2 separate regions of the Mus musculus genome follow, and region 1 is linked to region 2. Evidence: chromatin contacts called from ENCODE POLR2A ChIA-PET data. All regions are on one chromosome and are shown on one strand. The core of a region is the stretch at or near the end of the contact, and the rest is flanking DNA. Distances in the headings are between cores, read along the strand shown.

Evidence for each region. ChIA-PET counts read pairs that join two places held with the same protein, here RNA polymerase II (POLR2A).
Region 1: POLR2A ChIA-PET joins it to region 2 with 17 read pairs in Patski. The contact joins the promoter of Efna1 here to the promoter of Zbtb7b in region 2. POLR2A ChIA-PET finds 5 or more read pairs at or near these places in 2 of 5 experiments (Patski and embryonic stem cell).

Annotation. Positions count from the first base shown.
Region 1 is chr3:89,277,539-89,281,173 of GRCm38, forward strand. Efna1 (ephrin A1) reads right to left here and starts at 2,107. Exons shown (of 5, transcript NM_010107.4): 1 at 1,913-2,107. The coding sequence starts at 2,004.
Region 2 is chr3:89,391,964-89,395,967 of GRCm38, forward strand. Zbtb7b (zinc finger and BTB domain containing 7B) reads right to left here and starts at 1,415. Exons shown (of 3, transcript NM_009565.5): 1 at 1,072-1,415. It overlaps Gm15417 (predicted gene 15417), which reads left to right. Exons shown (of 2, transcript NR_040403.1): 1 at 1-543.

The DNA.
Region 1 (3,635 bases), core at 857-3,356, 110 kb before region 2:
GGAGGCTTTTAAAATTCCTCTCTGGAGAGATAAACATAGAAGCCATTTCAGAACAGGTATTTCAGCTCTGGGCCTGGCGTCTTTCCCCTATTCCCGTGATGGGCACTGACTCACTCGTGCCTCATCCACCTCGCTACCCGCCCAGGCGCTCTTGAGAGCCTGTGAAATTTTACCTCGTCAAAAGTGAGCAGCCCCCAGGACCCCAGGGCAGCCCAGGACTGGTTTGCCCCAGTGTTGGCCTCCGGGCAAAAGCGGCAGAGAAATCTGATAGCTGAGTATCTGTCTCTCCAGGACCAGGGCCTAGCTCACAGTGGCACCTTTCTCTGCCACTGCCTTTGCCTGGAGCCTGGTGAGCCCAGGATTAATGCCCACTACCCTGAGTCACCTATGCAACCCTACACCCGCCCTGTTCATTGCCACCTCATCTCTTCCCCCAAGCTGGGCCTGGCTAGACCGCCCATGACCTCCACTCTAGACTGGCTTTCCTGTGGCTGTAAATAAGACAGGGTTATGTGTGTGTCCAGAGGGCCAGGGCTGAAGCTATACTTAGCGTACTATCTCCTACACTTAACCTGCCTGTGACACTTAAGTCTCCATTTGGAAAAGGGGGCTCTATTAGTGGTGGAGTAGACAGGGAGGGGGGCAAGGAAGAGGCTCCTTCCTGAAAGAGAGGAAACCTGGGAGCTTGGGAACGGAAAAGGCCAGGGTTCCCCCCTCCCTACTCATGACTTCCCGTCCCCTCCTCCTCCTTCAGCCGACACCTGGCATGGGCATAAACAGGGACTTTGCTCTTTCCCACTACTAGGGCAGGACTAGGTCAGGAAGGCAAGGGGCAGGCGCAAGGGCAGGCGCAAGGGCTGGTGGGGCGCAGCAGCACTCCAGGGCCAGGAAGACAGTGCCTTTAGGGTGGCAGCTGGCTCTATCTTGCCCTCCGACATGCCCTAGACAACAGACCCTCAATAGGCAGTGCCAGAGGAAACTGGCCCAGCATCTCTCTCAGGGGAAGGGGAGGCAGGCTCACTGGATCTGGGAGGGAGGGGTTTAGTGGCATTCTGTGGCCTCGACTTCTCACCTCTTCTTGTTCCACCATATCCCCCTCTTAGGTTTGGCCCTAACACTCTTCTCATAACTTGAAGAAACTCAAGGGCAAGAACAAAGGGCCCGACAGTGTCTTCCTCTCAATACCATTTGCTTCATAGCCCTAAAACCTGCTCCGGAGAAATTACCTCCTTCCTGTTACAGCCTTTGTAGCCCTGTGAAGCCCCACTCTGCTCCTCCCCAAGCTTCCCAGCGACACTCCTCTTACCAGTCCCTTAGTGTGACCACCTCAGCCACTCCCTCGGTCGACCCATACACAGCATGTGCCTAATTTATGCCCCCCCCAACCTTGGAGGCACTCTTCAGGGTCATCTTAAACACAGAATGAATATCTAATGCCCAAAACCTAGATTCCTACGGAGGTTCTTTCCAAGGCTCCCTGAGCGCTGTGCTTACTCTTGACGTCCATAGGTGCCTGTTAGTATACAAACGCCCAAGTGGCACACAAAAATGAGAGTGCACAGAAGTTTCATGGGGGGACTTAGAGAGCCCCGGAGGCCAGGGCCAACGTTCCAATTCTCAAGGCAGGAGTGCCCAGCAGGAGAGCCTTACTTTAGAGTGATGAGATGCCAGAGGGCAGAAAGAGAGGGCTGAAACAGCCAGCGCCTGTGCGAGCAGGCATGAGCAGGTTTCTGCCCTGGTCGGCTGTTGCCAGGTAGTAAGGGGAGATACAGACGGAGGTGGGGAGCTATAGAGTCCAACCCATCCCTGGCCACCTCTCCTAGGCGCAGGCCAGGGGTTGGCAGGGACAGTTACCCTGCGAAAGGCCATTGCCAACCCGGCACCCAGGCTGCCAGGGAGTCTCAGGGCTTACTTGGGATTTGAACTGTTCCAGAAGACGATGTGGCGGTCAGCAGCGGCCAGACTGCAGCACAGACCCAAGAGAGGGGCCCAAAGGAACTCCATAGCGCGGGGCCGGGCCGAGCCAGGCCAGGACGAGAGCTCTGCAGTGTAAGGTTCCCACAGGCTTCTCCACGGTACAGTAGGCACCACGATCACAAATCTGGCCTCTTCGCTGCTCGACTCCGCCTTTTGGGCTGGCGCCGCCAACACCAGCCCCGCCCTCGCCCCGCCCGACGCGCGCTGCCCCAGGGCTTGATGGCTACGTTGGAGGTGGAGGAAGGGAAAAAGACTCTGGGAGGAAGGACTCCCATATCTCAGCGACGGAGAGCGCTCCGGGGTCTGCACAGATCCTCCCATAGCTGTGTGTGCTCACTTACGGGTGTGGGGGTGGGGGTGTCTATGTGAGGCTCTGTTGGCTTTGTGGGACTGAAAGCCATAGCAAGCTGGAAAAATGGAAGAACTTATACGTGTGGGTCTGGGAACCAGTGGCTTCAGGACTTGGCTTTGCAGCGCGGGGCGCCAATCTTGTCAGGGTGTGAGGTGGGGGGATATAACCACACCTTTCCTGAGATTCACACCCAGGCCCGCGCACTCGCCTTCTCACACTCTCTCGTGACCCCCTCCTCCCCCCGCCCCCCCAGCAACACTCCCCCATGCCTTGACTCTGGCTTGGCTGCCCCTCCCCACACAGACGCGGCTGTTTGTTTTTGTTGGGTTTGTCAATGTTGTCTTTGTTCAAGAGATTGTGTCATCGCTTAGATGCCGGGAATAAAGTGCGACGTTGTGTGTGATCGAGCGTGTAACGTGTGCGGCCAGGGCTAAGGGCTACTCAGTCCATCAGTACTTTATGCGAGAACTCATAGTTGGGCTCAGGGGCTGTAGGGGGGGATGTTCCTAATATTTTCAATAGCGCCAACGTACGCTAATGACCTGTTTATACATTTCACGTGTGTCTTGAGCGAATGCGCGCTTGCAGATGGAATGTGGGAATATGGTCATGAAGAGTGACAAACTAACCGACCTGACACATGTACATATGGCGTGTGTAAATGCGTGTGATGGCGGGTAGGTGTAAAGACACTTGTGTGTGGAAGCGTGTGAAACGCCTGACATACATATGCTAATGTTTGTGAACAGTGTGTGAAGAAGAGGAGAAACGTGTTTGGGCGTGCAGCGGGGGTGGATTGGAGTGGGGGGTAGTTTGGGCGGCTGTGTTTGACTGAGTCTGACTTGGGTCTTCCAGTCGGTGGGCTCTCAGTACCAGGCTCAGAACCCCTCCCCCTCTCCATGTAAACAACCCTGCAGGAATTCACCTCTCGAATCAGCAGCTGTCTGGAGAGGGGTTGGCGGCGTCTGCGCCTGAGATGGAGCTGGCGGGCAGGTGTTTGATTAGGCTCGAGTGCATTCTTGGAGCCGTAAAGTCAAAAGCTGAGTGCTTGGTAGTTTGCGTGTGTGGCGGTGAGCCCGTGTGCGTTGCAGGGTGTGATGGGCGGGGGTTTCTGTCCCTGGTCTCTCTTCTTTGCGGCTGCGCATCAGGGCAAGGCGCGGACCCGGGGCTCTTTGCAGGGTCCGGCCCAGCTTCCGAGGCTTCCAGGCCGTTTCATCCCGGTTTTTTACGGCCAGGCTTGGCGGCAGACCCTGTAATTACATCGGGCCAGGACGCCGTGGCCAGCTCGGTGCTGAGCCTGCAGGGG
Region 2 (4,004 bases), core at 165-2,664:
CCGCCCTTTGATACATGGGGGTTGTGCGGGGCGGGGGGCAGGGGACCCGCCCTCTCTCCAAACACTAGCAGGGCCGGGGCGCCTGGGCAGGCACGTGTCCGGGCACAACCCGCTGCCCACGCTGCCCCCCCACTCCCGCCCCCCCCGCTCTGGCCAGGACACGTCGCTCTCTTACTTGGGTGGGGTGGGAGGAGGGGAGAGAAAGCTGGAAATGGAAAGCAGCGCCCCCCACCCCTCTGAATGGCCAACCTCGGCCAGCGGTGCGCACTAGGTTTCTACCACACAGCGACCCCCACTCTGCTCAGGGCAGGTGCGCCGGCGCCGGCGGCAAGACCGCTGGTAGGTCGAGTTCTTATCACCCACCCTCGCACTGGAGTTGTGAGAGCAAAAGCTGACTTTGAAAAGGTGGCGGTGGGCCTGAGGCTTGAGAGACCGGAATGTGATTGCGGAGCGGGAGGGGCAGAGGGGTCGTCCTGCTGAGCCGCACTACCGCTGGAGAGACGACGCGGCTCTGGAAGCGCAAGAAACCGAATAGTCCAGCCGGTAACTTTCCCCCAAGCCGCGGTTCCTCCCGCTGCCCCCCACCCCCCGTGCCACTGGCCTGGGTCCAGCCCACCGTGCCAGGGGGGCGCGGAGCTGGGTGGGTGGGTGGGGACACGCGTTGTCCTAGTTATAGTCCGTCAGGGTTTCCATTCCCTCCATTCGGTCGGGTCTGGGGTCTCCCCCTAAAGTCACAAAAGCGACTGGGGGTAGGGGTAAGTTCAGTGCAGCTCACCCCCTCTCCATCCCGTAGCTCACAGTCTGTATGATATTAGAAGTGCAAAGAAAGTTTCTGGAGACCCTCCGCTCAGAGTTGGGGGGAGGCCAATAGTCCATAGTTCTCTACCTTTCCTCCAAGTTAAAACCAATTCCAAAGACCCAGGAAAGCTACAGGGAATGCGACTGGTTGAAATCTGGTGTGTGTGTGTGTACGTGTGTGTACAGGGGTCTCACAGGACGCACGAAGGACACTGCAGTAGGCTCGAGTTTAGTGTATCCCGAGCCAAGGGACAAAAAGTGGGGTTCACTTACCTTTCAGCCGTTGGGTCCGTTCGCTGGAGCTGCAGAGGCACAGGGTGTAGGAAGAAGCGCGTCCCCCGCCAGGCTGGGGGGCTTGGGGCTCTGCTCCGGTCCTGGTCAGAAGGCCGCGGTCAGTGGCTCGCTGCTCGTTGCTGGGGGGCTCCTCCTCCGCCACCCTTTGCCTCCTCCTGTTGCCCGCCCCCCCCTTGGCCGCGGAGAGCCGTACATTCACCTGGCTTCCACTCGCCCCCCCCCCCAAGGCCCGCCTCACCTGTCCTGCTGTCTCACCTGTCCTCTCTCTTGCTTTCCCCCCATCCCTCCCCTCCCTCCCCCCGCCCCTGCCACCCCCAAACTCCCCCCCCACCCTTAGCAACACCCTCTGTCACTTCCTGGTTTTTCATCCGCCCCCCCCAGGCACCCCCTCCCTCCGCCCAATAAGGACATAAACTTCCACCTCTTCCAACAGCTAGTTCCAGCAGGGAGCATATGGGTCCCTCCCTCCTTTTCGTCCCTTTTCTCCGAGATTTTGCTTCGCTCCCTGAGCCTTTCCCACCCTTTTCCTTTCCCTTCTTTCCTTCAAACTCCCTTCACCTGCCGCGATCCCTCTCCCTCTCTGCTTTCTACCACTATCTCCTCCGGTCCACCTTAACTGGAGCTCCGCCTCCGACCCCCGTCCAGCCCTCTGCTGCTGCCCAGCTCCACCCCTTGCACGCCACCGCCCTGCCCATCCATTGGCCTGAACACCCGCCTATCCCATGTGGGACGCGCCTAGGGTTCATCCAGGGAGGGGGTGGAGCCTGGGCTGGCCAGAAACCAGAAGGGGAGGGAGGCCGAAGACAGTGTCCGCAGTGGCCAGGGAATGGAGCAGCCCCCTCAGGGACTTCCTCTCTTTCAAGAGGGGCTTCTGTAGGGTCACCACCTGGGGAGGGAATGGTATGAGAGGTTACGGATACGCTGCTGGGGATGAAGACCTAAAATTTAGAAAGAGTGGGGTCCTGCCGAGGGGCTTTAACCAGGTCAGAGCCCCAGGAAGAGAGAGAACCTCTAGACATTGAGCTTCAGCCTCTTGGCCCATCCCCCTCCGAGGGAGCGGGGGAGTCGAGTCTGTGGGCACTCTGTGTCCCTCCCCACGCGTGACGGCGCCCCGCGGGGAGGGAACAGTGCCCGGGGCAAGGAGCCTTTGCGCTCTAGCCAGTGCCCGTTGCTGCCTTGGCATTTTCAAAGGGGAGGGACTGAGTCTGGGAAGGGGAAGGGGGAGGTGCGCTCCCTCTGGGGCCCCGACGCTTTGCCTTCAACCAGCCGGTACTTTTAGTGGAGAAACTGAGACCCTACAGTGGAGGGATCTTGGCGCAGATTCACTCAGACCCCGAGGTGACGATAGAGACCTGGGTGGTTTAGGATGTTTGCTTAAGTGGGTTTGGGAAAAACCGGTATTCGTATTTAAGTGCCCGACCCAAAGAATGGTAGTCTCTGAGGGACGCTTACAACTGGGCTGGCGATGCTATAGACCCCAAAAGGGCCCCTCCTACTCGTTTCAAACGGAGTCAAATCCCGCTCTCTAGGACCAGGTTCGGCTTCGCAGCAGCAGGCCAGGCGGAACCGGGTCGGACTTGTTCTCTTTCCCAGCTCCCTCCGCAGGGGGCCTCCTTCCCTTTCCAGCAGGTGGCTCCGCAGGACACCAGCTCAACCTGTTGGACCACAATGGGCGGTGCCAGGGGGGCCCTGGCCCTCACCCGGGCTGACCCGGGATCCCCAAGCAGGGGGAGGGGTGGAGTCGGCCCTTCCCTCCCTCTTTCTCCCCCCCCCCCCCCCCCCATGACTCAGCCTCGAGGCCGCTGCTCTGCCCCTCAGCCAGGGGCGGAAAGTGTGAGGCGCCCCGGAGGGCTCAAGCCAAACTAAACAGCCCCTCACCCCAGACATTATCTCACTGGAGAATTAGGGGGGCAATAGGGACCAGTGGCTAGCATGAGGAACTCTGGCTCAAGCAATCCGTTCCGGGTTTTCCTATCTGTTTCTGTCCCGCTTTCCCCCGCCCCCAACACCAGCACGCCCTAGGTCAAGTCTGATCTTTGCTCCAGGTTTTCCTAGCGGCCCCGCAGGACTGTCGGAAGGATTCCGAGCAAGATGTGTCTGGACTAGGGTTTTTCCCTTCCTTCTACTGTCAGGGTCCTGCTGACCAGGGAGTAAGCCGTGCTAGGCAACAGTACTAGACACCTAAGTAAAGTGGAGGGAAAACTGCTTTCACGAGAAGGGTACAAGATCTAGGAAAAAGATTTGGGAGAGGGTAGGAAAGTGGCCCAGGGCTCCAGAAGAGTGAGGGTCTTGTCACTAGCTCTAAGGGACTTAGACGCGAACCGCTTTGTTGTTCCACCCCTGCCTCTGGAATTGCTTCTGGCTAGACACAACCCGGGTCTTTCTGCGGCTGGATTATCATTCTTTAGCAGTTCTGGAAATCTACTGTTAGTTCCTTAGTGGCTCTTTTCCATTTCATGTTTCCATGTTTGCTTTTCCTTGTGGTACAAATAGTTATTAGTTCCCTTTCATGTTGGGGGAACACGGACTTGAAATTTCTGTCTAAATCCCCTCCCCCGCTTTGGGTCGTAACTGCCAAACCAGAGACCGAGGCCAAGAAGCGCTGGTGGAACCCCGCCCCCTTATTGGGAATCTGGCGTCTCCCCTGACCCCCATATCAATCCCATATACACCTGAGCTGCTATAGAACTGGAAGGCAAGTGTGGGGTGTGCAGGGGCTTCCTGGTGAGCGTCCCCCATCCTCACATTCAGACTTACATCTTCAGGCAACTTTCTAGATTCTAGACTTTAATGCACGAGAGAAGTAGGTGAGTAAATACCCCGAGAATGAGATGTTTGCCCTGAGAAGGATAAAAGCCGCAGCAAGAAGGACTTTATAACTAAGGCTGGGAATAGTGACTCTGGGTGGCGGC